Linked DNA regions of Homo sapiens: region 2 is linked to region 1. The links are chromatin loops, found by intact Hi-C in ENCODE. Cell type or tissue: heart right ventricle. All regions are shown on one strand. Each heading gives the region's core, and the rest is flanking DNA. Links, peaks and the distances in the headings are about the cores only.

Region 1 (16,432 bases), core at 4,803-12,802:
TATCTAAAAATACAAAAAATTAGCTGGGCGTGGTGGTGGGTGCCAGTAATCCCAGCTACTTAGGAGGCTGAGACAGAAGAATCACTTGAACCTGGGAGGCAGAGGTTGCAGTGAGCCGAGATCACACCATTGCACTCTGGCCTGGGCAACAAGAGTGAAATTCCGTCTCAAAAAAAAAAAAAAAAAAAAAAAAAAATTGGTAGTCCCAAGAGGCTTACTTGGAGGGATATGTAATGACTTAAAGTATGTACTCCATCTGCAGGGGGCGCCATGACTCAACTCTAGCCAATGGTTGCTATGTAGAATGTCAGAGTTCCTGTGCCTGGGTCTTTTTATATTCCTCTGCCCACAAAAAAAAAAAAAAAAAAAAAAAAAAGTCATTAATCTGTAATTTTGCATGAAATTTCCTGATTTGCAAAACACTATGTGATCCAAACAGCATATGCCTGTGGGTAATTTTCTATCCAGTCTGTGACTCCTGTATGACCATCTGCAACAGACCCTAGGATCCAGGTCTTGAATTAGCTCACCAGAGAGCTGAACAGCACAGCCCATAATCTAAGAGCAGACAGCCCTGAGCAGGTGAGGATGGGCAGCTGTGGGGCACAGCGGCAGGAAAGTTCTGTGTCTGATGAAGTCTCAAGCATTGAGCCAAGGAAGAAAGGAACTATCTGTCCTGTCAGAAAACTACAATGCTCAACAAGTCCTTGTGGTCTCAATTTTAACATTTTTGGTTATCACTGCAACAGTAGCATCTGCTCGGGCAATATGAGACAGGACTCTGGGAACATTATGTGACACCTTTTATCTCAGCTCTGGGTGAGGTGAACTGCAAGTACAACTATTTACAGGCAAGACAATCACAGGTACAGAGGTGTGTCAACATGCTCGGTGAAATTCAGAGGGAATCTGACCAAGAGCTTAGACAGATTTCCAAAAGGGTAGTGTGAGGTGTTAGAAGAAGCAGAGCCGATAGGAAAACTCATAACAGCATGTGCCTCCTCAGAAGCATCTTTTGTTTATTTGGCAAGGATGCAGCAAGAGCTTGGCTAGACCCCAGGGATATGCCAGTGAACCACACTGACCATGTTCATCAGTGGAAGTCAAAGTCAAGAGGAGGCCCCTGAGTTCTGCACTGTCCAGGCAAGATCACCCTTCACCCAGCCCTGCCATTCTGACAGCAGGACTCCCTAAACTCATCCCTCAGTACCCTGCCTTTCATCCCCTAAACCTCTGTGAACCCCATAATCTGACTACCCCCAACTTCCCAAACCCACCCACTGGGTCACTGGAATGCATGATCTATTATCAGCAAAATCTCTTTATCTTCGATTGCAACTGTAAACATTCCCCTTACCTTTCTGCCCTCACCGAATAAGGGGGCCATCAAGAGCAGAATGTGATGGAAAAATAATTATATTAATAGCAAACATTTATATGTGCAACCACTGTCCCAAGTCTAGTGCAAGCACAGCTCCTATATCTATTGCCTGAACTTCACAACAATTCCGTAAGCCCATTACCATTCTATCTTTTGATGAGGAAACAGAAGCACAAAGAGGTCGATTAATTAACCCAAGATCACAGAATTGAGAAGTAGTGCATTAGAAACACAGGACTTGAATCGAGACAGTTGGAGCCCAAACCCTGTGTATGTAACCACTGTGATATACAGTAGTACAGAATGGTCTGTGGTCAAAGACACAACTCCAGGAAGCAGCAACAGAGGCAACAACAGGGAGGAAGCATTAGGAGGGCTCCGCATCCACTGGGTTCCAGAACTAGCCCCTAAGAAAATCTCAAAGCTCCCCGCAAAGACACCATTTCCCCTGCTGTCCTCTGAAAAGGCAGCTGATTTTTTCATTCCCATACCCCTTGTTCCACTGGGCCTGGAGGTGAGGCAGGGCTCCTTTTTGCCCATTACTCCTTTTTGCCCGTTACTGATCTTCCATACCACTGCCCCCAACACTCCCGGTTTTAAGGGTCATGCGGCCATACCGAACAACCCACTACCCTCCTTGTCATAGTCAACTATTGAGCCCTGTGTCATTCCCCTCATTTCTACAAGATCCCGGCACCTGGGTCATGGTCACCCTCTCCCATACTACCTCAGCTGTGATTCTCAGTGATTTTGCTTTCCATAGAGAAATCCCTGCAAAGCCCTGGACTGCCCATTCCATGACCTCCTCTTTTCTGGGGATTGTTTTCCTCCATCCTAACTCATCCACTCTCCCTTATAGTCATGCCCTAGACCTTTTTACACAAGTAACTGCACTCTGTTATCTCAATTCTAAGAATCCTACTTTCCAACCACCACTTCTCATTTTCAGTTTGCCAATTCCAAAAATTATTGACCCCTCTATAAACTAAATACATGATTATATCTAAATATATGATCAATACATGGTTGTACTGTCCCTCAACTCCTCCATTGCCTCACTCTTCTTATCCAGCTTCCATTCAAGTAGGTGCTGTTACCATTACTCCCCAGAACATACTCCAGCTCCTTTTTTCCTCACTCCCTAATTCTCACCTAGGAAAAAAAACCCTCAACCCTTATTAAATCTCACTCTCTAACTATTCTGAACCTTTATCCAAGCAGCTGAACTTAGTGGGAGAAAAATACGCAAGCATATTGACTGGCCTATTTCAAATGCATGAGATCCTACCTCAAGGGGCCCAAATGCTACCTTCCAATCCTACTCCATTTCGCAAGTCATCCATTTATATGCTTTTCTGCCTAGTGTGATTGGAGAAAATCCAATTAAGAGACTAAACTATTATTTTGTAACTTCTTTCTCCTCCTCACTCTGGACTAAGAAAATAGAAGCAATCAGAAGAAAATGTTGCAGGCTTCCACCAAGACATCTACCACCCTCAGGGCATTTGTCCTAGAAGCTCTGCATTCCCACTCAACATCACAGATGAACTGAAAGCTCTAATGCCAGCCCTTCTGCTTGAACCCTAGGTCCTCATTCTCTTTTTCAATAACAAGGTCATTGATCGGTCAGCCACGCTGTCTCCTGCACCATCAAATTTTCTCTCTCTTCTTGACCTTTTCCATCCAATGCAAAACACAAACCCTTTGCTCACCCTTTACCTACTTCTAGTTCCCACTCATTTCTCTGCTCTCCTTTGCAGAATGGTCTCCAATTTCTGACCTCTTTTTCCATCTTGAACTCAATGCTTTTGGGCTTTTTTGCCCATCACCTCACCAAAACAGCCCTTATCTAGGTTTCCAATACCTCCATGTTACAAAGCCCAATCATCAATTCTCGGTCTTCATCTTACTCAGTCTCTCAGAAACATTTGACAATTTTTGTCCCTACCTTCTTCCTGAAAGTCTTTTATGATTTGCCTCCAGGATGCTCTTTTCTCTAGAGTCTCCTTCTACATCACTGGCCACTCCTTCTTGGTTGTTTCTCCTGGTCCCTGCTCAGATCTCAGACGTCTGAACATCAATGGCCCCAGACCCAGCCCTCGGCTTTCTTTTCCCGGTCTACCCTTCTCACTAGAGACCTCTCTAAGACCTCTTTCAGGCTCATGGTGTTAAATGCAATTTACACTGATGGCTCCCAGGTTTATCTCTCCTGCTAGACCTCTCTCCTGAATTCCACATGCCTCAACCCAACTTTACATCTCAGCTGGATTCTTAACACACATCTCAAACTTTAAACGAACAAAACCCAACTCCTGAGTCACATACCTCCCAGTCACATACCTCCCAATTCTCTCTCTCTCTCTCTCTTTGTCTCTCTCTCTCTCTCTCTCTCTGTCTTTCTCCCCTTGCTCAAAAACAGCTTCCCGTCGCACTCAGAGTAAAAGCTAGGGCCACCTGCTACCTCTCTGATTTCATCTTCCACCACTCTCACATGGGATTATTCTGCAACAGTTGCATTGGTCTTCTTGCTGTTCCTTGAATATACCAAACATGTTCCAGCCCTCAAAACCTTTGCACTTTCCATTTTCTCTTCTTTAAATGCCCCTCCTCCCAGAGAGCTTCATGATATGGTCCTTCACTGCTTTCAGTCTCCGTTTTCATGCAACCTGATTTGAGAGACTTTTTCTGACAACTGTGTTAGGTAGCAATTCCCTTTGTCCCCATCCTGGAACCAGAATGGGAGTTCTGGGTGAGCAGGTTGTATCTGAAGGGCTTAAAACAGTACCTAGGATGTGTATAGGTAATTTGTAGCTATTTGTGGTAAGCTCCTGTCCTTTTGGAGCTCACACTTTAGTAAGACAGACAAACATTGAATAATTAATGACACATATAATTAATCCTATTGCTGAAATATGTTGTGAAGAATAATTATAGGCCAGGCATGGTGGCTCATGCCTGAAATCCCAACATTTTGGGAGGCTAAGGTGGGTGGGTTACCTGAGGTCAGGAGTTCGAGACCAGCCTGGCCAACATGGTGAAATCCCGCTTCTACTAGAAACACAAAAATTAGCCGGGTTTGGTGGCATGTGCCTGTAATCCCAGGTACTCAGGAGCCTGAGGTGGGAAAATCGCTTGAACTTGGGTGGAGGAGGTTGCAGTGAGTGAAGATCACACCACTGCACTTCAGGATAGGCAGCAGAGTGAGACTCCCTCTCAAATAAAAAAAAAAAAATTACAGAGTAAATTTAGGGTATACGAGTAGCATATTCAAGGATGTTACATAAAAAGGAATATGGCTTCCAGACCCTAAGCTATGGGAACTCTCTAACTCCTTAAGGATCAGAGTTACGTGTCTCTTAGAAAAAAAAGGATGACATAGACATATCCAAATTGACTTGTCCTAGGAATTTCCAATTCTCTAGCATTTATTTATCCAAATATCTCTGCCTCCACTTTTAGCCACATGTAAAGCATCCTCAAGGTAGGTGGCAGAGCAGAGGAGATACCCTGTATGCCCAACCCTTTAGTGATAGAGAGTTTTCAGTTTGCTCAGAGGCCACTGTACCTCCATAGCTTCCAGTATCCTGTGCTTGGACTGTGCCTTCCGTGTATCAACTTAAAGATGCAAGTAGACACATGAGACAAGAGGTTCCATTGCATTTGGTGGCACCTTCTACACTATAGACATAGTGAGAGCTTGATCAGTGATGGATGGGTGGATGGATGGAGGCGTGGACAGGTAGGGATAAAGTGAGGAAGACGTCAGATCATCCAGGTTTTCCTCACGCTGGTTCCTCAGGTTCCTTGCCATTCCCTGTGGAACAAGAAGACAAATTCAAGAAGAATCTATGCCAGCCTGGTGGTTAGATCCTCAATTCCCATACCTTGGAGTTGTAATGCCACGGAAAAGAAATTTCCACCAACACCCTCACCAACCAGCATCCTTCAGCCTTTTTTGGGACCATGGTGGTTAGGACATCATCTTGAATCAAGCTTCCTATCCTGGAGCCCAAAGGTGGCTCCTTGTGCTGTTGGTCATTATCATCACCTGTCATCATAGGCTTTGTGAGTCAGTTCCTTGACCTCATCTTTTCCACTGATTTTTTTCCTCCATCCTAACTCAGCCACTCCCTCTATAGTCGTACCCCAGATTCATTTTATAGAAGAGGCAGGGGGAAAATGAAGGTCAGAAAAGGTAAAGTGAAATGCTCAAGGTCAACATCAAGAATTAATGAGAAAGGTGGGACTTGATTCAAAGTTGCCAATCCCTTAACAGCACTGCAACACCCTCTAGGAAATGTGCTCTGTATCCAGCCCCCACGCCTGGTACTTTGCATGCAAAGTTGCTGCTAGGGGATGAGCCAGGTTCCCAGTGAACAACCAACCCTTGGTCCTTCCGCCGGGGCTGAGCCCAAGTTAAGCAGACACTGAGCTGGGAAAGGGCGGGGAGAGGAGATTCTGCTCTGCTTCTAGATCATACTCCTTCCCAAAAAGATTGCAAAAAGAAAGCAACTTAAAGCCAGTATCCATCCAGCCCTTAAGCCAGAGGTTATGTGTTTGCCCGGGGGATGGAGTATAAAATAGCTGCTGGATGTGCACCACGTTTATCTTGTTCTCTGTGCCCCCGGAGTGTGCTGTTTACTTTCTCACTGGAGGTGCAATTATTTAATGAGGTGCTGAAGCCTGGGGAAGATTGCACATTTTAATCAAAGCACCAGAGGAGCAAGTCTAGATGACTTTACAAAATGTATTTGAGGCGAATTTTGCACAGCAATGTCTGGATATCAGGTAATTAAGTGAAAGGGGAAATAACTTCCCAAGGGGTGTAAACAAACACACCAAGTCAGTCTCATTTCAGTGTTATGCTGAGTGGGGAAAATGGATTTCGGAGTGGACCGTGGACTGCAACAGGGCTGCTTCCTCCAATGTCAAAACAGGCTTTGTGAGGCTGGGAGCTGCGGGGCCATGGTGCCTCCTACAGGTTGAGGGGAAAAAACAACCCTCAGAGAAAGTCTTGTCGAATTTCTTCAGTTAGAGGAGGAAGAGGAAGCCTGAAGCCTGGAAGGGCAAAGTGACTTCCTCAAGGTCGCATGGCTGTTTAGGGGAGGAGCAAAGACCAGACTGGTTTTCTGACCCTCAGTCCTGTGTTGCTTCCAGTCCACCAGGCCAATGCTACCCAAATGTCAGCTACTGGGAACAACAAAAGAAATAATAATAACAACCCAGTGACATCTAAAATAATGAGAGCTAACATGTATAAGTGTGTGTGCCAGGTGCTATGTCTTGTATGATGTCTCCATTTCTCATTAGATAGCTCCCCAAGACCCCAGGAAGAAGATACTATTATCCTCAGTCTAGAGGTGAGAAAACAGAAGCAGAACATTTAAGAAACCAGCCCAACATTACAAGTAGAAAGTGTCGTAGAGCAAGTGCCAGGCACAGATGCCCTGATATCCCATGGTTCCACAGTCTCTGAGCTTCCAGACCCTTCCCCAAGTCCCTAAGACTTCAGAAGCACAAGCCTAGAAACCTCCATCTCCAGGGTCCTGCTACTAAATCTGTTACTACATTTACCAAGTGATATCTCTTTGGGACCACACCAATCCTGATGAGTAACTCAGTCTTTTTCTCAGTTCCATGATAGCAAAACCAAAACAAAGCTGGAGGAAACAAAATGCAAGATGCATTTGCAAGTGTGGTTACTTAGGAGTCATGAGGGAGGGTCCCAGAGAACACCTTCCAGCCATCTCCTGAAAACAACCTTTTAGACATTTTCTTCCAAATTCCAGGGGTTTCTTTCCGGCTTTCTCATAGGCATTTCTTGCTCTTTCTCCTGCTTGGGTCTGGGCTATGGTTCAGCTTTCCAGTTCTTATCTTTCCCCTTATTCCACTTCTTCTATCTCCTTTGTCTCTTTCCTGCATTGTGAGGAAAAAATAAACAATTCATTTCACTGGACACCCATGCCTTCAGGGTCTCTCACCTTCTGCCCTGAGCAGCTTATCAAGATATTTTCTTGGACAGAGGCAATCTCCTTGTTGGACCGGGATTCTGGAACTAGCTGCTAAGAAAATGCATTATTCACTTTGTGACACCAACAAATATGAGGTCTCCACTTCTATTTTTTTATGCCCACATATATGTTTACTTGCACAGCATATGGTTTCTGCAGGATAATTCACATTTGGGACCCCAGAAGTTGAGCATCTTTGTTTATTATGTTTCCCCTGAACTTGTTCTTTCTTGAATTTCACCCTCAAGGCATCATAATGATGCAAACACATACTGGCTGAGGCGGAAGGATGTCCACCTGCCTCCTGACTCCAACCCCTGAAAAACAGCTCTCTCAGAGAGCACACATAGTAGAAGCTCCTTGAGAATAGAGTCCTTGGTTGGCTAAATTCTGTATCCCCAGAACCTAATACTATACATGGCCTGCATACAAAAGGCACTCATTCATTCTACATACATTTATTGAGCGCCTGTTATGATCAAGGCCCTATATTTTAGGTTTTGAAGATATACAAATAAAGAAAATATAGTCCCTAAACTCAAAGTTGGGTCTATATCAGAGGTTCTTGAACTTTTGCAGATATGGGTCCCAGTAAGAAATTGGTAAAAGCCTTAGATCATCTTTCCAGAAAATATACAGTATTTTGGCATACAATCCATGGTAGATAGCAGCAATGGCCCTAATTCTTCTCTCTTTTCTGAATGATGCCCTTGGCCACGCAGCATGGCCAACCTTCCCTCTGTGAGTAGGGGGGCCTTCCCCACCACTTGAATTTGAGCTCATCCATGTAACTTGCTTTGGTCAAAGGGATGTTAGTGGGAATGGCCAATGCAGAAGCTGATGAAACAGACTTGCATTTTGGGGCCTGATCTTTTGCATTTCCACAACCATTATGAGAAGGACCTCCTGGGTTAGCCTTCTAGTCCAGAAGGGAGATGGGAAGCATGTGGAACACGGCTCAGTTGCCGCAGCAAGGGCCAATCTCCATCAGCCAGCAGTCAGGTAATCCCAGAGGTGTAAACAAGCCCATCCAAGAGTGGCAGGACCCCTGCCTGGCTGAATTTCAGCTGACTCTAGACACATAACAAATATTCACTTACTATGGGCCACTGAGGTTTTGTGGTTGCTCTTATTCTGTATTATTGTGGCAGTAAGTAAATAATACAAAATTTTAAGGGCATATCATGGATAGCCTAAAGGTCCAAATACCCCAAGTTGAGAACCCCTGATCTTTTAGGGGACACAGAGAAGGATTCGTGAATTACAGCATAGTAGAAAGAATAACAATGGGGTAAAAGCAAGCACCTAACAAGCTCTTGTTTTGCACAGGAGGTGATGTCCAATCTAAAATCTGAAGAATAGGCAGGAATAGATCAACTTAAGACAGAGAAGAAACTGTTCCAGAAGTGGAAATTAGCAAGCGCAAAAACAATAAAATCAGAGAAAGCGTGGTCGATTAGTTATTTTGATGGGACTGCAAGCATTTTAGTTGCTCTTCAAACAGGTAGCTCTTCAAAAATTGAGAAAGGAGTCCTAAATACTTCCAATATCTAAAGATGCTGACATATTTTTAAAACGAAGGTATGCTAAAAAAAGAGCACAAAAATAATGGTACAACTTAAATATACCATTATTCGTAAGAACGAATAAACTGTTTTAACATCGGGAGGGATATAATGATCGTATGCATGGCCTTATTTGAATGCAACATTAAATGCCTAATCATGTTCTTCATAAATGTGAGAACTGGGACTGGTGGCCTTCCTGTCCCCACACCCCAATCCAGTCTAAAATAGAGGGTGTGAAGACAGAGGGGGTGTTAGTGAGAGCTGAGACTCAATAATGTCTTGTTCAACTGAGTTGAAATGAAGTGAATAATTTTCAGATTTCAACAAGAAGAAAATGCACCCTGGCTTAGTAAGAGTCCTCTCCATTCATCTGCTCATGGGCAGCATAAACTGGAAAGCCCTCAACTTCAACTACAGAGTTTGGTGCACAGACCCCCATCTTGGCCATCTTGATTCCCAAGAGGCCCCCAGCCACTCCACCGGCCCCGCGCAATTGGTCCAAGTTGCCCACTAGCCCACGGCGAGGTGATGATGGTGTCACACCACCACCTAGTGGCCACTCCTGTGAAATCGTATTCTCCTTAACCTCTGGGATTTATAAGCTCGCCCAGGTGAGTCTTCTGCTTGGGAAAGGACTACCAGTGACTGGGAGGACCTAGAGTACCTCTCTCTCAATATACTAAGGGTGATATAAAGTGTTTTGCCCAAATCCCAGCATGTAACACTGAGAGCTTAGTAACCGGAATTAACATTACCATTGTTATTGCCATGATACTGTAGAAATTCCTGAGTCTCTTTGAAATTAATTGGGCTGCCGGAAAATGAGATTTTTCAAAGATAATTAAGAATCCATTTCTACTTTAATTTCATTCAATAAACAGGTACTAAATGTTTAATATATGCCAGCACTGTGCTGTGTAACTGGGACAGCGTGAAGAAGATATAAAAATGGCTAAGATGCAGTCCCTGCTCTAAGACATTTCCAGTCCAGAAGGAGAAGTAGGCACGTAAACAGCCAGCTCTCAAGTGCTAAATAGAGACACAGCCAGAGTGCTGGCTATGACAGCGCGGAAGCAGCAGTGATTCATTTAGACGCCTGTGGTTTCCCTTAATTCTCAAAATAAAATCCTGGTCCTTACTATGGTCTTGCAGGGTCTGGCGGGGCTGCCTCTCTACGCTGCTTCTGGGCCTCTCTCCAGCACCTTGGAGAGCTCCTGGCCTCAAAGAAGGAAAGGAAATTTCATGAGATTGCAGAATAGGCAAAAGGCCGCGAGGGTGGGGGGTTGGGGGTTGCAGATGCTGTTTCTGGAGTCAAGGTTCTAGCTCTATGACCTTGGACAAGACACTTAATCTCTCTGTGTCTTATTAGCCTCATGGAGGAAAGGACGATGTTAATAACAGCACCTACCTCCTGGGGTCATTGTGAGGATTCAAAGACTTTATATTACAATGTAAGGCACTTAGTCTCTGAGGCATGGTAAATCTTCCTCTTTTTTTTTTAAGACATGGTCTTTTTCTGTCTTCTGTCACCCAGGCTGAAATGCATGGCACGATCACGGCTCACTGCAGCCTCAACTTCTTGGCCTCAAGCAAGTAGCCTCCCAAGTAGCTGGGTCTACAGGTGCTCACCACCACGCCCTGCTAAATTTTTTGTATTTTGTAGAGACAGGTTTTCCCCATGTTGCTCCGTCTAGTCTCTAACTCCTGAGCTCAAGCAATCAGACTGCCTTGGCTTCCCAAAGTGCTGGGATTACAGGCGTGAGCCACTGCACCTGGCCTAGATCCTCCATATTTTTATTACCAGCTGTACTCTGCAAAAACCTCCTGGGCTCTCCATGAGATGCAGATCCAACTTCGTAGACATTCAAGCTTTTGTGTTGTTGTTGTTAAAGCTTGGTCTATCCTGTTTAAAGCTTTGCTTTCATATGTGATTCAGCACTTCCCACGCATCCACTGAGTGCATTTGGAATTGGAGGTGCAGAAGAAGGTGCCTGGCAAGCTCCCTTTTTTCTTTTCTTCTTGATTTGTCCCCTTCATCATCCTGTGTGACTCTAAACCCTTTAGAGGCCTACCACTGGCCTGTGGCCCAGCAGCAAGGACACGAGGAGGGGAGATTCTGCTCCCATTGCTCACGTGACAATGTTCTGACTCATTTCTGTGCTGGTGACTTCTATGAGGGAGGATCCTGACGGAGGTGGTGTATTTGGCTAATATGGAAAGCTGTTCAGCCTTGCACTGCTCACCCTTGACTCTTTTCTTTTCTTTTCTTTTCTTTTTTTTTTTTTTTTTTTTGAGACAGAGTCTCACTCTGTTGCCCAGGCTGGAGTGCAGTGGCGCAATCTCAGCTCACTGCAACCTCCCAGGTTCAAGTGATTCTCCTGCCTCAGTCTCCTGAATACCTGAGATTACAGGTGTGAACCACCACACCCGGCTAATTTTTGTATTTTTAGCAGAGACGGGGTTTCACCATGTTGGTCAGGCTGGTCTCGAACTCTTGACCTCATGATCTACCCACCTCGGCCTCCCAAAGTGCTGGGATTACAGGCATGAGCCGCCGCGCCCAGCCCTTTGACTCCTTTCTAAAGAAGATCTCTGGAGGCGAACCATGTGGCCCTTTGTCCACCAGTTTATGTTCACCCTCTTCTCCAGGCCACCATCCTGTTGTCCAGTCTGCTAGACTGGGGGATCCACGTGGGCAGGACCTGTCCATCACCACTGTAGAGTCAGTTCTGGGTACAGTGCCTGGCGTATGTGTGTCTTCAACAAGTGCTCGTGGTGTTTGCAATATTTTCCCTTCCCAGCATCAGGAAATAGATGGGATGAATATTTATGATCACTATCTGATGTCCTTAGACAAAGGGAGGAGAGGGACCAAAAGGTCCACTCTGCATCTTTGGGGGCCTTGTGGGGGTGTAGGTATACAATAACTGCAAGTCCCTATTAGGGCCTCAGCACTCAGAGAGGCTGCTGGCCTGCTCTTATGATAAATATGCCTCTAAAAATATATTGGGAAAAATTCATCTCTTTGTATCCCAGTGAACCAAAGGGAAGTGAAACAGGTCATTAAAATGAGACTTTTTGTCATCTCAGAGTTTCAGCTGTGACCCCAAAGCTAAAAACAATGAGTGCCAAGTAGACACCCACTGTAATGCTGAACCACATGTGTAGGCTTGGCGAAGGGCATTGCCAAAAGCTACTGCTGCTTTCAATAGATGTGCACCTGTCTCCAGGCTATGGAGGAAAAAGCCGAGACTCACAGGAGGTTAAAGAGATGCAAAGGATTAGATCTTTGAAGAGAGATATTGGTGTTTTATATGGGTTGCTCTCCACACATGTGTGAGAGCAAGCTTCGGGTCCAACACCTCAGGTCAGAGAAAGGACAGGACTTAAGGAGAACTATCGAGGCTCCCTGAAGCCTGGGTGGCAGCCAGGCTCATTCCTAAAGAGTCTACAGGTAATAGGCAACAGCTGAATACAGAGGCTGCCAAAGATGCAAGCTGCACTTACACTGAGCGTGGGGGAAGGAGCCTGTGATGGGTGGTCCAGGAAAGAACCAGCCATGGCCCTTCTAGAAAAAGACCCTGTCTGACATATACACGATGGAATACTATGCGGCCATAAAAAGGAATGAGACCATGTCCTTTGCAGGGACATGGATGAGGCTGGAAGCCATCATTCTCAGCAAACTAACACAGGAACAGAAAACCAAACACCACATGTTCTCACTCATAAGTGGGGGTTGAACAATGAGAACACATGGACACAGGGAGGGGAACAACACACACCAGGGCCTGTTGGGGGGTGAGGGGCAAGGGGAGGGAACGTAGAGGATGGGTCAATAGAGGCAGCAAACCACCGTGGCACACGTATACCTATGTAACAAGCCTGCATGTCCTGCACATATGTCCTGGAACTTAAAGTAAAATAAAAAATAAAAATAAAGAAAGAAAAAGACCCTGTCTGAATATGCCCAACAGTAAAAATGTTTAAATAGTTTTATTGAGACATAATAGATTTACAAAGAACTGCACGTACTTAAAGGATGCAATTTGATACATGCACAAAACTGTCTCCATAATCAAGATAAGGAACTCATCCATCACACCCAGAAACGTCCTTCTACTCCTTTAGCATCCATCCCTCCCACCCTTCCCTTTGCCTCATTAAAAAGCAATCACCGCTCTGCTCTCTGTCACTGTAAATCAGTGCGTATTTTTGAGCATTTTATAGAAATGGAATCAGACAGTATGCATGCTTTTTTTTGTCCGCCTTCTTTCACTCAGCGTGATTATTTTTAGATGCAACCATGTTGTCGTATCAATAGTTCACTCCTTTTTATCGCTGAGTGGTACTCCAGTGTGGGAATGTACAACGATTTGCTTCTTCATTCATCTGCTGATGGGCATTTGGGACGTAGGTGGCGGGAATTTGACTAATTATCTTCTGCTCTCTTATTTTTAGAAATATTCTGTTGTCACGTGTGTTGCTTTTATAATCAGGTTACCACTTAAGTGTTTTTTTTTTTTTTAATGAAGAGGAAGAAAAGAAGCTTGCCCATGTGGGCTTCCTGCCAGCAGTGAGGCAATCTCAGCAGGAGCTGTGGGCGTGCCATTGGGTGCACAGCTGTCAAGAGAAAAAAGTCAAAGGCAGCCAACGTGTGGTGGCTTCCTCAGCTTTAGGGGCTGCAGTCAGAGGGCTCATGGAGGAATTCACAAAGTGCCACACAGAGAGAGAGAGACATATGCTTACTGCCACATACAGGTTACAGGCAGGTGCAGGAAGCCTCTTCTGTCCTTCCTCTCCTCTCTCCTCCCCACCTACGACCCCAACACAGGAGGGTCCTAAAATGTCTGCTGGGGTGTTAGGGTAGGTAAGATGGAAATGGGTGGAGAAGCAATCACAACTATTTCCCCCACTATGACTTCCAAACCTGAAATCGGCCAAGTGGTGGAAGGAGAGTCTGGAGTTTGTATATTAGATTGGACTAGATTTTCTCTTACCTAGAAGTAGCCAAGTAACATTATTATATCAAATTTGTCGTTATTGTCTAAGAGTGACCACAAAAGCGACTGCATTCACCCAAAATGTTTTCCAGGGACAGAGATCAGGTAGAAATGGGCAGATACAAAAAAGAATGTTCTCATTTAACGAACCAGTTACCAAAGTTCTGATCGAATGGTACCATGAAGCAGTAATTTCTACTTTAAGGAAGACCAAAACACTGACATATATATGCTTATACCTTTAAAACAAACTTGCTTTGCCAAAATTGTTGCCTCTTTATACTTTCAGGGGCTCAACTTGAGGCCATAGGTGAAGGCCCTCCATGACCATTCCCATCACAAAGCATTTGGGGAAGCTCCAGCCTGTTCAGACCTTGTAAAAAGAATGCACAGAAGGATGGAAGCAAAGCAGGCCACCTGGCTATTGCTCGGCAATGCAGCCAGAACTTTGCTGAGAGGGAAACTGTGATTGTTTTCATCTCTGGATGTGCTAAAATGCTCTCCCCTTATAATCAAAAGAATCAAAGCACAGTTTTGCCCAGAGAGGAGAGACAACCTAATTTTACCAATACCTGGAACAGTGAAGCCAGACTGAGGTATTGCAACTTTGTTAGTTTGTGGGGAAAATAAAAACTCAGCAAGGTCCTTGAGCTCTTAGGTGCAGAAATCCATTAGCCTTCCTTAAGGAGAAGTCCACCCCAGGAAAGGCCATGACGATGGCACATCACTGAAAACTAGTCAGGCGCCATTGCATATAACAGATTCACTGTACGTATTAGAATGAAAGATCCACACTTGACCATCATTCTACATCAATGAGTCATTGCCAATGTACGTGATAATCATAGCTACATTTCGTTGAGCTGCGTCACTTTCATCCTTGCAACATCCCTATGAGGAATCTCATTTTACAGATGGAGAAACCGATGTTCAGAAACATTACATTACATGCCCAGTATTATATAGACAGAAGGCAGCAGAGACAGAATCAAGCCCAGGTCTGTTTGGTTCCAAATTCCAGAATCTTTCTAGCATGTGACACCAACACCATGGGCTGTTATTGAGTGAGATGGAGTGGGGAGGGGCTGTATGGTTAGTGTCAAAGTTGGAAATGTTCTTCTTCTGAAATGCCAGATGGTTGTCACCAAGAGGAAAGGCCAGCAGACTATCTTCCAAGATGTCTCATAAACTAATATGGCTTACTTTGGGGAATTTTCCATCATCCTAGATCTGCTACTTGGATGCTACAGAATCTGAAAAGGGATCCATCTCTCAATAGAGACACTTTAACCAAGCACAGAACACTGGCAGATAAAACCAGAATGCCAATGCCTTCATTTACTGTGAGAAATTCCTGGCACGGAGACCTAAAAACTCAGATTCCATAGAATGAGCCCAAAGTCTCCCCACAGACAGACTCCAAGGAGAAGCCAAATCATAGACTGAAAGTTTCTGGTGAGCCTGAAGTCAGAAAGGGGGAAGTTCAATAATCCAGTGCTTCAGGCATCCAGCTGAGATACCTCAGTGTTTTCATTCCGCAAGGAGGACGGTCTTGCCAGTGAGACCAGAGTCGCTTAAAATATGTGGGCTCCACCTCTGCCCTGACAAAACCAGAACTCTTCCAGTCACTGGTTAAGGGGAATACCCTAGGATGGATCCTGCTGATATTTGCCTCTGGTACTCACATTTCTTTCTTATTCCAGAGCTGACAAGTCCTTCCTCTGATGGACACATCCTTTCTTGATGGAAATACATTCAATCTGGTGGCTGTGGGGGCTTGTCTACCTGAGAGCTGTGCCTTCTCCTTCAGCTGAGTTCACATATCTGTACTGTGATGCACTGTGCCTAATTCCCCAAAAGGCAATCTTGCTTCCTTCATTTCCAAATCTGGGAAGGCAAATGTCTACTGTGCCCAGAGAAGGAAAGGTAGCTGCATCCTTTTCTGTGAATACCCTTCTATACGTGAATATTAGATATTTTAAGGAAAGAAGCAGTTTTAATTAAGATGTATATAAACATTATATGCAGAGAACCCAAAAAAGAAGAAATGGATATAAGTTTCCAAGTGCTTAATGAGGGCTTGGTGCCGTGCTAGGGGCATTTAATAAGCACAGCAATTCAAGGAAATAGTTATTAGTGCCACCATTTTACAGTTAGGAGAACTGAAACTCAGAAAGATTAAGTGACTGCTAGTTTCAGGAGAACTGGAATTTCAACACTGGCCTGTCTGACTCTGAGACTCTGCTAGGAACCCGTGCACCAAGAAAAGTGCTCATATCTGTGAAGATGCATTGTGAGCTGCCAATGAGGTATGGTAACTGTCTAAAACTGAAAGGAAAGCTGAGGAGCCATATTTTATAATCAGCAGACTGCTTTTTCAGCTAAAACATGAGTAACCTTCTAGAATGTTTTGCAAAGGCTTTGATACCTGCACTGGTTGCATTTCCATAATGATACCACTTAAATCCA
Region 2 (8,000 bases), core at 1-8,000, 1.0 Mb before region 1:
CGTCAAAGGTATATTGTTCCTGGACACTGTTACAGATATGCTCTGTCCTGCTCAGGGCCAATATCTCCAATGCCCTTCTGATGCAAGCGCGAGACTGAGACTGCAAAAGGCCTTGTTGGAGGTTTGGTGGTATGCTGGAACAGAGCAGGGGTTGGGCCCCTTTCCCATCACACCCCGTCTTCTAGTCCTCACAGGGGGGACCGAGGGCCTTCCAAACATTATAAAATAAAGGAAGCTACACACAGTAGGGCACTGTGTCATCACTTCCCAGGATGATACAGTTTTTGAGAGCTGAGTTTCCTAGGAAGTTATTGAGGTTTTCTCATTAAGATCAGACTTGTGAGATTCTGCGGTCCGGTGGGTTTTGTCAGGATGCAATCATGCCCAAACCAGTTGGCTTTTCCAGCAGTGCGATTCCTTAGCTTCAGGGCAATTCCACACACTATCTGAGGTATCCATTTTGAGCTACCATTCCCTGCACAGAATACCAGGCCCCACAAAGGCTTAAGTGTTCCTCAACTGTGGATGGAGTTAAGACATCAAAAGTATTTTCCAGAAGGTGGGAACTACATAATACAAGATATATGGGGTAGTCACTTCAGGAGTCCTGCCTAGGTAGACTTTCTAGAAGAACCTTGCTAAGACAGAAAAGCCATGTGTTACTTTGACATTTTTCTAAAAGTCAGACTCATTGTCTAAGAGGAGAGAAAATTGTAGGAGGACCCCAGCCTAGGCTGCCTTCCCAGACTAGCCAGAGGAGTTTTACCTTTTTCTCAACTTCGGCAGCAGTCTGCTTGGTGATCTCTAGGTTTTCCACCAGCACTGTTTCTCCCAGGAAGTTCCCAGAGGCGGAGGAGAGGCGAGAGAGAAGACTGTCTTCCAACGTTTTCAGGGTAATTTTGAATCCATTCTGCTGCTTTGTGAGATCGGACTGCAAATATCAAGCAAGAGACAGTCAGGTGCAGATGCCCAGGGCATCCTGCTCTAAGGATGTGTCTGAATAGGGCGAGAGTCCCTTGCCTTAAAGATAGTAAAGTGGAGGCAGAATGGCAAAGAGCTTCAGACCATGAGCAGGAGACAAGGAGTCAAATTGGTGCCCAACTGTACAATATTCTGGGCACATGACCTTGAGCCAGTTTACCCTCTTTACTCTTCTGTAATCCCAGTCCCAACTTTTAGGATTTCTGTGCTATGCTTAATGCACAATGGGCAACACACTGCATTATCAGTGTTCACTAAACGGAGCTTATTTGTGTAACTAGAGGGTTAGGGTCCAGTTTTAGTTCTCTGGAGAGTTCTCTCTATTACCAATTTACTTTAATGAACAACTCTCCTATGGCTTACTTAAAAAAAAATCAGCAGAATCTGTCTTCCAGTTTTAAACTGTGTAAAACCATGGCAGACTGTGTAAAAGCTTCCTCGAGGCTGGAGTGGGGTGCTGGTATCCAAGTGGATCTCATCTCTTCCTCTCTTTATGCTCCATATCCTAAAGCACTAACTTCAGGCAGCTGTAGTGTCTTTGCCCTTGTACAGCCTTTGGATTCGTGGGAAGAACAACCTTCCTGTTGGAGGTTCCAACCACAGCCACCCTGACCTTTCTTGTTTCTTAAAACCACATATCTTGATCCTGCCTTAAGACCAGGATTTGCTGTTCTCTGTGCTGGGAATGCTCTATGCCCAGAGGCTTTACAATTATTTAGGAATTAGCTCAGATGCCAACTCCTCACCGAATCTTTTTCTGACCACCACTGTTTAAATTTGCCCTCTGGCTTTCCAGTATTACCCTGTTTTATTTTCTTAAAAATTCTTATCACTATCTGAATGGCATTGTTCATTTGTTTACGTTGCTGTTTTCTGTGTTCCTCCACTAGAGTGTAGATTCCATGAAGGCTGGGACATGGTTTTCTTTGTTCACTGCTGAATCCTCCATACCTCAAATCCTGCCTGTTACAGAGGTGGTGCTCCCTAGGTATCTGTTCAATGAATGAATGATTGCAGGAAGCGGAGTCCCAGGGAGCCCTGAACTCAATCTCTCATGCACTGGAATTCCACCTACCGACCCCGCCATATTGTATAATCTAATCACATTTAAAGAGAGGACAAAAAGCACGTTATCTGCTGTGGATTGAATTGTGTTGTCCTAAAAGTCCTATGTTGAAGCCTTAACTCCCCCATGTGACTATATTGGAGATGTGGCCTTTAAGGAGGTAATTAAGGTTAAATGAGGTCATCAGGGTGGAGCCATGGCTTTCTTTATGTGCAAAGAAGAGGTCATGTGAGGTCACAGTGAGAAGGCCGCTGCCTCCAAGGCAGGAAAAGAGGCCTCACCAAAAACCAACATGATCGCAGACTTCCAACTTCCAGAATTATAGGAGAACAAATATGTGTTATTTAAGCCACCCCGTCTATGGTATTTTGTTATGGCAGCCCAAGCTAAGACATGACCCTAACACTGTTGGACCTAGTTCTGTTACCCTTGTAGAATTTCATTCCGCTTAGTTCTGGCACGTGGACCTGTGTGATCAGCAGCACTCATGTTCATGCCAGGCTCTGCTCTTGGTCATAGGAGTGTCCAGTCTCCAAGCTGTTTTTTTTTTCTTTTTTTTGAGACAGAACCTCGCCCTATTTCCAGGCTGGAGTGCAGTGGCACGATCTTGGCTCACTGCAACCTCCGTCTCCCGGGTTCAAGAGATTCTCCTGCCTCAGCTTCCCGAGTAGCTAGGACTACAGGCTAGCGCCACCATGCCCAGTTAATTTTAATATTTATTTTTTAGTAGAGATGGGGTTTCACCATGTTGGCCAGGCTGGTCTCGAACTACCGACCTCATGATCCGCCCACCTTGGCCTCCCAAAGTGCTCAGATTATAGGCATGAGCCACCATGCCCGGCCTTCAAACTGTTTTTGCTTCTGTTCTTCAGCTCACCCATCCTTCTTTCCCCAGTATGGTATTCCCAGGTTGCTACATGGGGTCAGCAGTCTTCCAGAGTCTAGCAGAACCCACCTAACTCAATCCAGGAAAAACAGCCCCCCTCTGCAACCTCTCCCAGAGTGGAGTACACTGCAGGCTCTAGTGGCAGAACATTTTCTCCCTTCTGTCCTCACCTTCAGCTGCTCCAAGTCTGGCCTCTCCATGCTGACCACAGCGGCCAGCAACTGGTCCTCCAGGCCATCCCTGGTCACGGTGAAGTTGATCAGGGTGGCCTGAGCCTGCAGCTCAGGCTGGTAGTGAGGATTAGCCAGCTTGGTGTGGAGGATGAGCCGGAACTTGGGATTGTATTCACATTCTTTGTCTCCAATTTTAATGAATCTGGAACATAAAGGCTCATGTGAAGGTAAGGTGCCTTCCTGCAAAATTTGGTTGGGGTCAGAATTTGAGATTTTTTTCAAACAATATTGCTATATTCAGATGGATTCCTCCTATGTCTAGGATGAGCCCTGGGATTCTTTTTTGCACTAATGTTGGGAACAGGTGTGGAGGGGGATAGATGTTTTCCCATGGCCACCATGTTTGGTTCTGTACTGTGCAACTCTAGGAAGAGCCATGCCTGTTGTGTCAATGTAGATTAGTACATTATGAACAATTTCCAGCAGATGGCAGTGAAGTGTCTGGAGGAAGGTGAACCACCTTGCAGTTTCCACAAACGTGCTTTATACGCCAGCAATAGGGCTTACTTTTCCTCATGGCTGACATGGGAATGACATCTATGGGTGAAAATGATTAACCAAGTAAACGAGCACGACTTGAGGACAGTAAAGGCAACGATGGCCCCAGCAGTGGGTGAGGCTCCTGAGTCAAGCACCCCTTCATGATAATTACTCTGCCCTTCATACGAACCCATTGCCCGTCTCCTTCCTCTCTTTTCCTCTCCACACCACCCCCTGCTTTGCCTTGTGCTTGCTAAGCCCTCATCATGAGCCAGCACTCAAAGCAGCAGAGACTCATTAAATTGACAAGGAACCGAGTTGTCAGAATTCAGATGACTGGCTTGTATAAGATGCTCGTACTTAAAAGTCAGTCTGCTTTTTGACCGATTTCCTTCTCAAGTTTTTCCAAAATTGTGCACTGTGGCCATTTAGAAGGAAGTCAGTTGGGACACTGGCTGATGGAAGCAAAGTTTCTCCAGGAAACTTTCTCTAGGAAACAAAGGCCACTAAATAGACCTCTGCTGGAAGAAAGAAAGGTGGATGTGCTGCAGGGAGCTACTTGACATGAACTGAAGAGAGGAAATTCTAGGAAGAGCAGACCTCTTCATGATTCTAACCAGGGCCATGAACCAGCTCCCCCCGAAGGGTCAGCAACACAGCTGAGTCTTACCGTCCTTTTTTAATGACTTCTCTCCCAAGCAGGGGTCCCAGAACAGGATCAATGGACTCCTCTAGATTTTCAATCAGCACCACAGCTCCAGCTTCCAGGGCCTGCTCTATGATTTGAAGGTAGCTAGGGAAACAAGTATGAGTCCGGGAGTATGAGACTGTGGCAAGCTATGGAGTTGAGACCATTTAATGAGACAAGCGTGACCTCTAAGACATGGTGGTATAGTTGGAGGCACAGCTATTTGGAATGTTTTCAGTGGCCACATTTCTTCCCTATGTAAAGTGATATTTATGTGATTCTATACACTTTTAGAAATAGGGAGAAATTATAAAATACAAAAAAGATAATGAAAACCATAATGTGTCTTCAACGTTTTGGTGTATACTACGTATATTTGAATATATTATATTGTCAAGTTTAGCTTTGAGAGTATTAGATTCATATGGTGTTTTGTTTTATAACCTGTTTTTTTTTACAGAAAATATATTGTAATCACTTCACCATGTCATTAAACATCCTTCCATGTAATTTTAAATGACTGGGTATTAGGCCATATTGATACACCTTAATTTATCAATCAATTAACAAAGATTTAGGTTACTTTTAACTTTTCAGTGTTATGTAGAGTTTAATAAATATGTAAATAGCTTGATTTTCTTAAAGTCAATTTATAAAACTGATATAATACAACTCAAACAAAGAATAACAATAATTTATAAGACTGATATAATACAACTCAAACAAAGAATAACAGTAAAACTTTATGGAACTCAACCAAAGATCTTAAAGTTAACCTAAAAGAATACAGTGAGGCTGGCAAGGAGAAAACCAATAAAGAAGAAGAGGAGGGAGTCATTATCTAATACTACATATTTTATATATATCAACAATATAGATGTGTAGAAAGAAGGCTTAAAGGACAGCATATACCAATAAGTTAGCAGTGTTTTTGAAAGATGAATTATAGAAGTTTTTATTTCTTTGTTTTTTATGATAACTCCTACCCCGCCCTCTCATTTTTCTTTACAGTGATGATACATTACTTTTGTAATGGGAAACACCACAATAAATGTTACTAAATATAAAAGTAAATAAGAGCTGGTGTAGTATTAGATACATAGAAAAGAATAATGACCCTATTTAATAAAATAATTTAATATATAGTAAAATGACATGTCTAATTAATTGAGGAAAGAATGGAAAATTTAATATTTGGTATTGAAACAATAGCTAACCACTTGGAAAATTAGTCTGTACCACATATAATAGCTTAAACTATATTTAAATTGATTGGATTTCCATGTAAAAAGAAAACTCAAAAAACTTAAAAATGGGCCAGGCCTGGTGGCTCATGCCTGTAACCCAGAACTTTGGGAGGCCAAGGTGGGATGATTGCTTGAGGCCAGGAGATTGAGACCAGGAGTTTGAGACCAGCCTGGGCAATATGGTGAGACACCCTCTCTACAAAAATCCAAAAATTAGCAGGGCATGGTGTTGCACATCTGTAGTTCCAGCTACCTGGGAGGCTAAGGTGGAAGGACTGCTTGAACCCCGGAGGTCGAGGCTGCAGGGAGCCATGATTTCACCACTGTACTCCAGCCTGGGTGACAGAGTAAGACCCTGTCTTAAAACAAACAAACAAACAAACAAACAAAAAAACTAAAAACTAAAAATGTAGGTGAATATTTTAAAAATTCTTGGAGAGAAAAGACTCCTCTAGGCATCACTTATAGAATAAATGGCTGACAAATCTGATCAAATAAAAAACTAAAATAAAATGAACTGTAGTAGGTAAAACCTCACAAAAGTAAATTAAAAGACAAATGAGACGAACAAATTTTCATTCATATGAAGAAAGAAGACTATACATATTACATATAATGCAACATTTGTATTCAAATAATATACAACAAATCTAGAAAACCATTCAACAGGAAAGTAGTTAATGGACATGAACTAAGAATTAATTGAACATATTTATTAAGGGCCTACAATGCATTCGGCAGTGTTTTAGACACTAGGGACACTGCAATGAGCAAAAAGAACATACACCTGTCTAAAATGCATTGTTAGTCAGCTGGAAAAGAATATTTTAATTAAAGTTTCGGGAGAAGGCCAGGGTTGGATTACTATGTGACTAAAGATGCAAATAAAAATATATCATATTGGCCGGGCGCGGTGGTTCATGTCTGTAATCCCAGCACTTTGGAAGGCTGAGGCAGGTGGATTACCTGAGGTCAGGAGTTCAAGACCACTGGGCAATATGGTGAAACCCTGTCTCTACAAAAAATACAAAATATTAGCCAGGCATAGTGGCACACGCCTGTGATCCCAGCTACTCGGAAGGCTGAGGCAGGAGAATAGCTTCAACCCAGGAGGTGGAGGTTGCAGTGAGCCGAGATAGCGCCACTATATCTATCTATATATATCATAGCATGCCTTGGCATTCACTTCTCAACAAAGTTTGCTCTATAAGATGGATGCATTTATAATATTTAATGTTTGACTTGGTTAACTATTATTTTTAACATCATGTGTTCAATTTGAACAACCCCGAGTGATCTGGACCTTAGTGCGTGCATGCTTGGGACACGTGGCCAGAGCAACAAAGCTCACTTTGAGTGGCTGTTTGCTGGAGTGGATAAATCTTAGGTTTCTAAGTGAGGATGACCCAGCTTCAAATACTGCCACCATTACTTTTTTTTTTTTTTTTTTTTTTTTTTTTTTAGACAGAGTTTTCGTTCTTGTCCCCCAGGCTGGAGTACAATGGCACGATCTCGGCTCACTGCAACCTCCACCTCCTGGGTTCAAGAGATTCTCCTGCCTCAGCTTCCTGAGTAGCTGGGATTACAGGCGTCTGCTACCACGCCCAGCTAATTTTTGTATTTTTAGTAGAGATGGGATTTCACCATGTTGGCCAGGCTGATCTTGAACTCCTGACCTCAAATGATCTGCTCGCCTCGGCCTCCCAAAGTGCTATGATTACAGGCTCGAGCCACTGCGCCCAGCTGCCTCCATTACTTTTTAAACATATTTATTAATTAATATATTTAAATTGTGGTAAAATATATGTAACATATATTGTGTGCCGTCTTAATGTGTACAGTTCCATGGCTTTAAGTACACTGTTGTGCATCCATCACCATCATCCATTCACAGAACTGTTCTTGAAAAACCAAAACTGGCCGGGTGCAGTGGCTCACTCCCAGCACTTTGGGAGGCTGAGGCAGGCAGATCACAAGGTCAGGAGTGCGAGACCAGCCTGGCCAACATAGTGAAACCCGGTCTCTACTAAAAATACAAAAAAAAGTTAGCCGGGTGTGGTGGTGGGCGCCTGTAGTCCCAGCTACTCAGGAGGCTGAACCAGGAGAATCGCTTGCTTGAACCCGGGAGGTGGAAGTTGCAGTGAGCTGAGATCGCACCACTGCACTCCAGCCTGGGTGACAGAGTGAGACTCCGTCTCAAAAAACAAACAAACAAACAAACAAAAAAAACAAAACCTGAAACTCTGTACCTGTGAAACACTTAACTCTTCATTCCCCTCTCCCTCGCACTCCCTGGCAAACACCATTCGACTTTCTGTCTCAATGAATTTGGCTACCCTGGGAACCTTGGATGAGAGGAATCATACCACATTTGTCTTTTTGTCACCAGCTTATTTTACTCTGCATAACACTTTAAAGA

The links. Hi-C counts contacts between places; a loop is a spot of excess contacts. Peaks named below come from ENCODE experiments on the same cell type or tissue, not always from the same donor. Only the 100,000 strongest peaks of a DNase experiment are listed, where the experiment ranks them.
Region 2: a loop joins it to region 1, with 7 times the contacts of the local background. A loop is called at or near these places in 5 of 110 quality-filtered maps.

The regions. Positions count from the first base shown.
Region 1 is chr17:10,869,235-10,885,666 of GRCh38, reverse strand. LOC124903926 (a long non-coding RNA gene) reads right to left here and starts at 10,479. Exons shown (of 2, transcript XR_007065619.1): 1 at 7,363-10,479; 2 at 4,772-5,195. In heart right ventricle, for the core only: CTCF peaks have their summits at 6,348 (motif pointing left), 9,309 and 9,510 (motif pointing left); no DNase peak of the experiment used is centred there; H3K27me3 peaks cover 3,018 bases.
Region 2 is chr17:11,876,517-11,884,516 of GRCh38, reverse strand. It overlaps DNAH9 (dynein axonemal heavy chain 9), which reads right to left. Exons shown (of 69, transcript NM_001372.4): 54 at 4,317-4,439; 55 at 3,104-3,308; 56 at 767-931. All of the region lies in intron 1 of LOC101928350 (a long non-coding RNA gene), which reads left to right. Among named protein-coding and RNA genes, the nearest start is that of ZNF18, 120 kb to the left of the region's middle. In heart right ventricle, for the core only: a CTCF peak has its summit at 3,602 (motif pointing right); no DNase peak of the experiment used is centred there.